2 separate regions of the Homo sapiens genome follow, and region 2 is linked to region 1. A link is a contact called in ENCODE Hi-C or POLR2A ChIA-PET data. All regions are on one chromosome and are shown on one strand. Each heading gives the region's core, a stretch centred on a gene start or an enhancer-like site at or near the end of the contact. The rest is flanking DNA. Distances are from core to core; before and after follow the strand shown.

Region 1 (4,205 bases), core at 893-3,392:
TTCACCATGTTGGCCAGGGTGGTCTGGAACTCCTGACCTCAGGTGATCCACCTGCCTCGGCCTCCTAAAATGCTGGGATTACAGGTGTGAGCCACCACGCCTGGCTGTAAGCACTTTTTTCTTTGACATCAAATGGCAGCAGGTTGGGTCAGTGCCTTAATTCAAAAGTACTGAGAAATATCTGGAGATATCTGGAGATCTCTGTAACAATTCTCGTGTGATAGGAAAATATCTGGAATTTCTGTTGGGGACAGAGTCATAAAGTCATAACAATGTGATGGCTTGTTGACTATGTTCATAATGGAAACGCTAAATTTCAAGTAGAAGTTATTGAAAATAAAGATGTAATTTCCACCCCCTCATCCAAGTTCAAGCACCCCATGAATTCTGTGCGTGTATCTTTGAGGGTGGACCCCAGGTAAGAACTTCTGCATGAGATGCTCAAGTCAAGCACTCAGCACCCTGCTGACTCAGAGGAGGCCAGCCCATTAATGGCAGTTCTTAGCAGCAGAAAAGTTGGCTGCTCTCCTTCCAGGGCAAGGATGGGCAAAGATTTGCATTCTGTTCAGGAGAGGGGAACTTCCCTTCTAGAATGGTTTAAATCTTTCCTTCCTCCCTTCTTTCCTTCCTTCCTTCCTTCCTTCCTTCCTTCCTTCCTTCCTCTCTCTCTCTCTCTCTTTCTCTCTCTCTCTCCCTCTCTGTCTCTTTCTCTCTTTCTCTCTTTACTTTTCTTTTTTTTGACGGGTCTCACTCTGTTGCTCAGGCTGGATTACAGTGGTTTGATCATGGCTCACTGTAGACTTAACCTCACAGGCTCAAGTGATCCTCCTGCCTCAGCTTCCCAAGTAGCTGGGACTACAGCCACCCTGCCCGTTTATTTATTGTTTATTGCTTTTTTGAGACAGGATCTTGCTCTGCTGCCCAGGCTGGAGTGCAGTGGTATGATCATGGCTCACTGCAGCCTCAACCTCCTGGGATCAAGTGATCCTCCTGCCTCAGCCACATCAGCCTCTCCAATAGCTGGGACCATAGGCAAGTACTACCATGCTTGGTTAGTTTTTTTTTTTTTTTTGTAGGGACAGAGGTCTCACTTTATCGCCCAGGCTGCTCTTGAACTACTAGGCTCAACAAATCCTGCTGCGATTACAGGTGTGAGCCATCGTGCCCGGCCTGAATCATGCTGCTTCTTTCTTTCTTTCTTTCTTTCTTTCTTTCTTTCTTTCTTTCTTTCTTTCTTTCTTTCTTTCTTTCTTTCTTCCTTCCTTCCTTCCTTCCTTCCTTCCTTCCTTCCTTCCTTTCTTTCTTTCTTTCTTTTCTTTCTTTCTCTTTCTTTCTTTCCTTTCTTTCTTTCTTTCTTTCTCTTTCTCTTTCTCTCTTTCTCTCTTTCTTTCTCTCTTTCTTTCTTTCTTTTTTTTCAGACAGGGTCTCTTGCTCTGTCGCCCAGGCTGGAGTGCAGTGGCACAATCTCGGCTCAATGCAACCTCCGCCTCCCTGGTTCAAGCGATTCTTGCACCTCAGCCTCCCAAGTAGCTGGAATTACAGGCGCCCGCCACCATGTCTGGCTAATTTTTGTGTTTTTAGTAGAGGTGGGGTTTCTCCATGTTGGCCAGGCTGGTCTCAAACTCCCGACCTCAGGTGATCCACCTGCTGTGGCCTCCCAAAGTGCTGGGATTACAGGCGTGAGCCACCGCGCCCGGTCTCATGATTCTAATAGAGCAAAAAAGACCGTGTTTCACCAACAGGCTGCATTGCCCATTCACCTTCTGCCTCTCAGGCAACCAAGTATCTAGTTATTTTGTGTGTTTGTAACTGACTGATCAGGAGGAACTTCAGCAAGCCTGGTAATAGTTTGGTTAAATGTTGGTTTCCTCCTCATAAAAGTGGTAAGTAATGGTGCCAGATCTCAGCAAGATGGACATCCTGAAAAGGCCTGGGAAGCTTGGCAGTTGGAATCAATATGTATATTTTTAGTAATCGTTAACCTCTAAGTATCAAAGGAGACCAGTGAGTGGGTCAGTGGTTTCTGCTTTTGAAAAACCAGCTCAGTGGGTATTTGCAAGAGAAGGAAGGTGTTAATAAGAAAACCATGGGGAAAACCGTGCTGGGGCTGACTTGGCCAATTCTCACGGCTTCCAACTATTGCATAAAAGCTACTCTTGACCGGGCGCGGTGGCTCACGCCTGTAATCCCAGCACTTTGGGAGGCTGAGACGGGTGGATCACGAGGTCAGGAGATCAAGACCATCCTGGCTAACACGGTGAAACACCGACTCTACTAAAAACACACACAAAAAAATGAGCCAGGCTTGATGACGCACGCCTGTGGTCCCAGCTACTCAGGAGGCTGAGGCAGGAGAATCACTTAAACCCGGGAGGCAGAGGTTGCAGTGAGCTGAGATTGCATCACTGCACTCCAGCCTGGGTGACAGAGCGAGACTGTCTCAAAAAAAAAAAAAAAAGAAAGCTATTTTGAAAATGTGATTTTCCCAAATGGAGAAATGAAATTTGAGCTCCACTGGAAAGACCCCAATGAAATTGCTTTCTCTAAAAATATCTAAGACGGGAGCCCCTACTGCGTGTGTGTGTGTGCGCGCGCATTTCTAGGAGTGTGTGGGGCATATGCTAAGAGTTTTGTATAGGGTTGTGTGTGTAGGTGGGTTTCAGGGTGTGTGTGTAGAGATGTCTGTGGCTATGTTTATAGGTGTGTGCGTGTGTGTGTAGGAGGAATGGGGTTTAGGGTATCAGATTAGGAAAGAAAACCTGTTTTTCAATTCCTGTTTCTTCTTCTCTTTTTAAGATTTAAACAACAGCTCCAGGGTGGTCCTTGCAGGTTCTCTGAGTGAGCTGTGTACCAGTGATGTTTGCCCTGGCTTTGGCGTTTCTGTTTGAGGCCTTATGAAGTGGGCCAGGGCATCTGGGCCTCCTCCAGGGCCCGTGAGGGTTTCACCAGCTGTGTGTTCTGATCCTGCCTGCTTCTGTTTGGTGTGATGAGGGCCTTTCACCTGAGCGTGAACAGATCCTGGTGACAACCAGCTTCCATGCACCACTCTGGGTCTCCACTTCCAACTCCATGTCTTCTTAGGCGGCTCATGATAAATCCCGAGCAATTTGGGATTAAAGGAAAAGTTGGTCAACAAAAAGATGAGTTAAAAAGAGAAACAGGGCTGGGTGTGGTGGCTCACGCTTGTAATCCCAGCACTTTGGGAGGCTGAGGCGGGTGGATCTCGAGGTCAGGAATTTAAGTTCAGCCTGGCCAAGATGGTGAAACCCCGCCTCTACTAAAAATACAAAAAATTAGCCAGGCGTGGTGGCAGGTGCCTGTAATCCCAGCTACTCGGGAGGATGAGGCAGAGAATTGCTTGAACCTGGGAGGTGGAGGTTGCAGTGAGCAGAGATCGTGCCACTGCACTCCAGCCTGGGTGACAGAGTGAAACTCCGTCTCAAAAAAAGAAAAGAAAAAGAGAAACAGGCTGGGTGCAGTGGCTCACACCTGTAATCTCAGCACTCTGGAAGCCTGAGGCAGGAGAATCACTTGAGCCTAGAAGTTTGAGACCAGCCTGGACAACGTAGTGGTATCTTTCGTACGGACCCCATCTCAGAGACCTCTGGTCTCTGTCTCTTGTTTGTTTGTTTTTTGAGATAGGGTCTTGCTCTGTCGCCCGGGCTGGAGTGCAGTGGTGTGATCTCAGCTCACTGCAACCTCTGCCTCCTGGGTTCAAGTGATTCTCGTGCCTCAACCTCCCGAGTAGCTAGAATGAGTGATATGCGCCATGATGCCTGGCTAATTTTTGTATTTTTAGTAGAGATGGGGTTTCACCATGTTGGCCAGGCTGGCCTCAAACTCCTGACCTCAAGTGATCTGCCCACCTCAGCCTCCCAATGTGCTGGGATTACAGGCGTGAGCCACCGTGGCTGTTCCCTCTGGTCTCTTTTGTCTCTAGAAAAAATTTAAAAATCATCCAAGCATGGTGGTGTGTGCCTGTATTCTCAGTTACTCAGGAGGCTGAAACAGGAGGATTGCTTGAACCCAGGAGGTCGAGGCTGCAGTGAACCGTGATTGCACCATTGCACTCATGCCTGGGTGACAGAGTAGGACCCTGTCTCAAAGAAAAAAAAAAAAGCCAAATCCCAGATATGTGGGAATGTGACCTTATTTAGAAATAGGGTCTTTGCTGATGCAATCAAGTTAAGTGAGGTCATACTGGA
Region 2 (4,375 bases), core at 226-2,725, 73 kb before region 1:
CCAGCTGCCTAGCAATTTTTTTTTTTTTTTTTTGAGACGGAGTTTCACTATCGTTGCCCAGGCTAGAGTGCAGTGGCGCAATCTCAGCTCACTGCAACCTCCAACTCCCGGGTTCAAGCGATTCTCCTGCCTCAGCCTCCCGAGTAGCTGGGACTGCAGGCGCGCACTACCATGCCCAGCTAATTTTTGTATTTTTAGTACAGACGGGGTTTCACCATGTTGGCCAGGATCGTCTTGATCTCTTGACCTCGTGATCCGCCCGCCTCCGCCTCCGCCTCCCACAGTGCTGGGATTACCGGGGTGAACCATCACGCCCAGGCACCTAGCAATTCTTTAGCGGTCTTGGTTTACCTCCCCTTTAGAAGGAGCTTAAAAGCAAGCAAGGCACATTGTTGCCTAGGCTTGAGGCTTGCTCTCACCCATAAACAACGCTGTTACTCTGCTCTGGGGACGACACAGGAAACGTTCCCCACCTCCAGGTGGAGGCTGCAAAACGTGTCAAAACCATCCCTGACATAATGTCAAGAGTAGCTTATACTAGTTTCATCTTCCTTCCTTGGCATTCGAACTGCGTGTGGAACAATTAGCATTTAATATTTGGTAATTAGCATGCTTAATGTGATTCTGAGAAGTTCTTTGACATTCTCATAAAAACAGCACATTCCCACCCACCCTTCAAAGAGCAAGACCCAGTTTGTCAAGAAAAATTGCGTGCCAGTCTTTTCTGGTGCTGAATATGTATGTTCTGGGCCTCTTCCTGGACACTGCTGGTAAATTTAGAAACTCGTTTAGAAAAGCACTTCTCTCGTATTCAACAGCCTATAGGCTCATGGCGCAGAATCTAAGGGAAAATGGCTAAATCCAGCTTGTGAATTCGCGGGCTGTGATGATTCTTTCCAAGTAAATAAAAACCCTCGGTTCGCCCCGACGAGCCACATAATCTGTTCAAATCCAACAAGGAACCAGATTTTGGACGCAAAGAAGGATACGTTCTACTCGCCCCGTGCAACAACGTAAACCACTGTAGCCACCCGCTCCCGTGTCTCCAGCCCAAAGGCTGACTCTCCAGTCCGCACGTCGCAGCGCTCTTGCCCTCCACACCAAGCCCGAGTCCCGCAGCCCCTCGAGGCCCTCGGTGCCTCCCAACCCCGAGAAGGAAGCGGGGGCCGGTGGTGCACCGCCCCGGCTGCTTGGGGCGGAGGAAGGACCCGGACCCCTTCCGCCGGCCCAGCCCGCCCCGGAACCCGACCCGGCCGCCCGGCCCCGGCCGGGCCCCACGTGGCCCCTGGAGCGGGCCGCACTACCCTGCTGCCGCCGACGGACGGCGCGCCACAGCCACTCTGCGCCGCTCTGCGAGCCGGTGGCCAATGAGCGCCAGGCGAGGCCGCTTTGCCATTGGCGAGCGCGGGCTCCGCCCCCGCCGGCAGGCCCCGCCCCGCGCCCGGGTTAGGTTGCGGCGCGGGCGGCGGGCGGAGCTGGTCCCGTTGTGCTGCGGCGCCGCGCGGCCTGCAGTCCCGGGCCCGCGCCCCGCGCCGCCCGCCCGCCCGCCATGGAGCCCGGCCCCGACGGCCCCGCCGCCTCCGGCCCCGCCGCCATCCGCGAGGGCTGGTTCCGCGAGACCTGCAGCCTGTGGCCCGGCCAGGCCCTGTCACTGCAGGTGGAGCAGCTGCTCCACCACCGGCGCTCGCGCTACCAGGACATCCTCGTCTTCCGCAGGTACCGCCGCTGCCCGCAGGCGCCTGCCCCCTAGGCTCAGCCCGGGCCGCCTGCTGCCCGCCTCACGGGCCTCTCCACGCCGGGACCCAAGCGGGCTGGACCTCGTCCTGCCCTGGCCCCCTCGCCACCCCTCACACCGCCTCCCTGGGCTGGGGCTGGGACTGCGGGCTGGCCTCTTGGGTGGGGGAGTCGGAGTCTGCGCCCCGCTCCACGTGTCAGCCCTCAGGACACGTCAGAGCCCGAGGAGACCCCGGGTCCCACCCCGGCCTCCACCCGGCGGCCCGCCTGCCGTTCCTCGCCACGTGTCACCATCGCTCCTCATCCCTGGGACCCCTAGGCGGGATGGGGAGACCCTCCTCACCCAGGGCGGCTTGGGGTACGTTTTCCCCACCCCAGAGAACCCAGGTCCCCGACTGTCACTCCGCCCGCAGTAAGACCTATGGCAACGTGCTGGTGTTGGACGGTGTCATCCAGTGCACGGAGAGAGACGAGTTCTCCTACCAGGAGATGATCGCCAACCTGCCTCTCTGCAGCCACCCCAACCCGCGAAAGGTACCCCAGTGTCCCCTGGAACAGTGCCGGACGAGGGGCGGCCCCAGGTGTGCTCCGGGCTCTTCCCAGATGCTGCCTGCATGGTTGTCAGAGAAAGTGCTAGCGAGGCCAGGGGCGTCCCGCGGAGGGGTGGGGGCCGACACTGACGCGGCCTCGGAATCCTAGGGCAGCCCTGGAAGGAACTTCCAGGAAAGGGGACACCGGCACGAAAGCGTTTCCGAGGGTAGAAAAAGATGAGGCCCGTGGGTCCGAGGGGTCAGGGGGTCTGCTTCAGGGGCCTGGGGGCTCCCAGTCCTGCCAGGGCCCCTGCCTTGACTGCCCCCTCCTCCCAGGTGCTGATCATCGGGGGCGGAGATGGAGGTGTCCTGCGGGAGGTGGTGAAGCACCCCTCCGTGGAGTCCGTGGTCCAGTGTGAGATCGACGAGGTGAGTGCCGGCGTAGAGCCAGGTTTGAGTCCTGGTTCTCCCAGCGGCCAGCTGTGCCCTGAAATGGCTGCACACCCCCGAGCAAGGCAGGTAGGGCCTGTTTCTCCATCTGGAAAACACCTGGTCGGGGAGGGTTCAGTAGGAAAACCAGATGGCAGAGGGCCTGGCAGGTGGTGAGGGCACCTGCGTGGCGAGCTCTTACTAAAACTGAGCTGATTTTTTTTTTTTTTTTTTTTTTGAGACAGAGTTTCGCTCTTGTTGCCCAGGCTGGAGTGTGATGGTGCGATCTCGGCTCACTGCAACCTCCACCTCCTGGGCTCAAGTAGTTCTTCTGCCTCAGCCTCCGGAGTAGCTGGGATTACAGACATGCGCTACCATGCCCGGCTAATTTTGTATTTTTAGTAGAGACAGGGTTTCTCCATGTTGGTCAGGCTGGTCTCGGACCTGGCGACCACAGGTGATCCGCCAGCCTCGTCCTCCCAAAGTACTGGGATTACAGGCGTGAGCCACCACGCCCAGCCGACTAAGCTGATTTTTAATCTGAGCCCCAGGCAGGGCCCCAAGACAGCTCAACTATTTGTACGTTACCCCTTACACTCAGTAGCTGCTCACTAAAATCATGCTACGTGCCAGGTGTTGCCCGGGTATGGGGACAGTGGTAGACGACAGATCAGTCCCTGCCCTCTAGGAGCTGATGTCCTAGTTAAAGGAGACATCAGATGGCCAGACGTGGTGGCTCACACCTGTAATCCCAGCACTTTGGGACGCCAAGGCGGGCAGATCACCTGAGGTCAGGAGTTCAAGAGCAGCCTGGCCAACCTGGTGAAACCCCATTTCTACTAAAAATACAAAAATTAGCCGGGCATGGTAGTGCATGTCTGTAAACCCAGCTACTAGGGAGGCTGAGGTGGAAGAATTACTTGAGCCCGGGAGGCGGAAGTTGCAATGAACCGAGATCTCGCCACTGCACTCCAGCCTGGGTGACAGAGGAAGAATCTGTCTCAAAAAAAACAAACAACAAAAATAGAGACATCAAAGGATGGTCTGATGAAGGCAAGACAGGGGCTGGGGGACAGGAGAAGGCAGGGTTCCTGTGAATGCATGGGGGGTGGTCAGGGCAGGCCTCCAGGAGGTGGCGTTTGAGCTGAGACCTCAGTGAAAAGCAGGTGGCCGTGTGCAGGGAGGGGGAGGTTCTCCTGGCCAGAGGTTGGAATTGCATCCTTCTAAAATAGGAAACAGGCCAAGCGCTGGTGGCTCACACCTGTAATCTCAGCACTCTGGGAGGCTGAGGCGGGCAGATCACAAGGTCTCTACTAAAAATAAAAAAAAAAAAAAAAAAATGGCCCAGCTTGGTGGCGTGCGCCTGTAATCCCAACTACTCGGGAGGCTGAGGCAGGAGGGTGCAGTGAGCTGAGATCGTGCCACTGCACTCCAGCCTGGGCAGCAGAGCAAGACTGTCTCGAAAAATAAATAAAATAGGAAGCGACAAGAAAGCCACTCAGATGGGGCGATTTGGTCTGGAAGGAGGGGGTAGGGATGGGAGAGAGGAGCCCAAGCCGCCGGCAGGAGCCAGCTCTCAAGGAGAAATGGAGGTACCAGAGTTCTCCCCGCTTTACACATTATAAACTGAGGTTCCCAAAAGGGGCCAGGTGTGGTGGCTCACAGCTGTAATCCTAGCACTT

What was found. Hi-C counts contacts between places; a loop is a spot of excess contacts on that map. ChIA-PET counts read pairs that join two places held with the same protein, here RNA polymerase II (POLR2A). Pooled maps may share reads with other maps.
Region 2: a loop to region 1 is called in a pooled map, with 5 times the contacts of the local background. The contact joins the promoter of SRM here to the enhancer-like site in region 1. A Hi-C loop is called at or near these places in 1 of 37 single-sample maps with no recorded cell type and 3 of 50 pooled maps. POLR2A ChIA-PET finds 5 or more read pairs at or near these places in 4 of 52 experiments (GM10248, HEK293T, RWPE1 and 1 more).

The regions. Positions count from the first base shown.
Region 1 is chr1:10,984,513-10,988,717 of GRCh38, reverse strand. No RefSeq gene overlaps it. Among named protein-coding and RNA genes, the nearest start is that of CIROZ, 4.5 kb to the right of the region's middle. Within about 2 kb of position 2,142, at least 2 of the 41 ENCODE cell types and tissues checked have a DNase peak (open chromatin) inside an H3K27ac peak, as active enhancers do.
Region 2 is chr1:11,057,118-11,061,492 of GRCh38, reverse strand. SRM (spermidine synthase) reads left to right here and starts at 1,475. Exons shown (of 8, transcript NM_003132.3): 1 at 1,475-1,716; 2 at 2,148-2,268; 3 at 2,601-2,693. The coding sequence starts at 1,550. RefSeq lists silencers at 1,026-1,555, 1,766-1,955.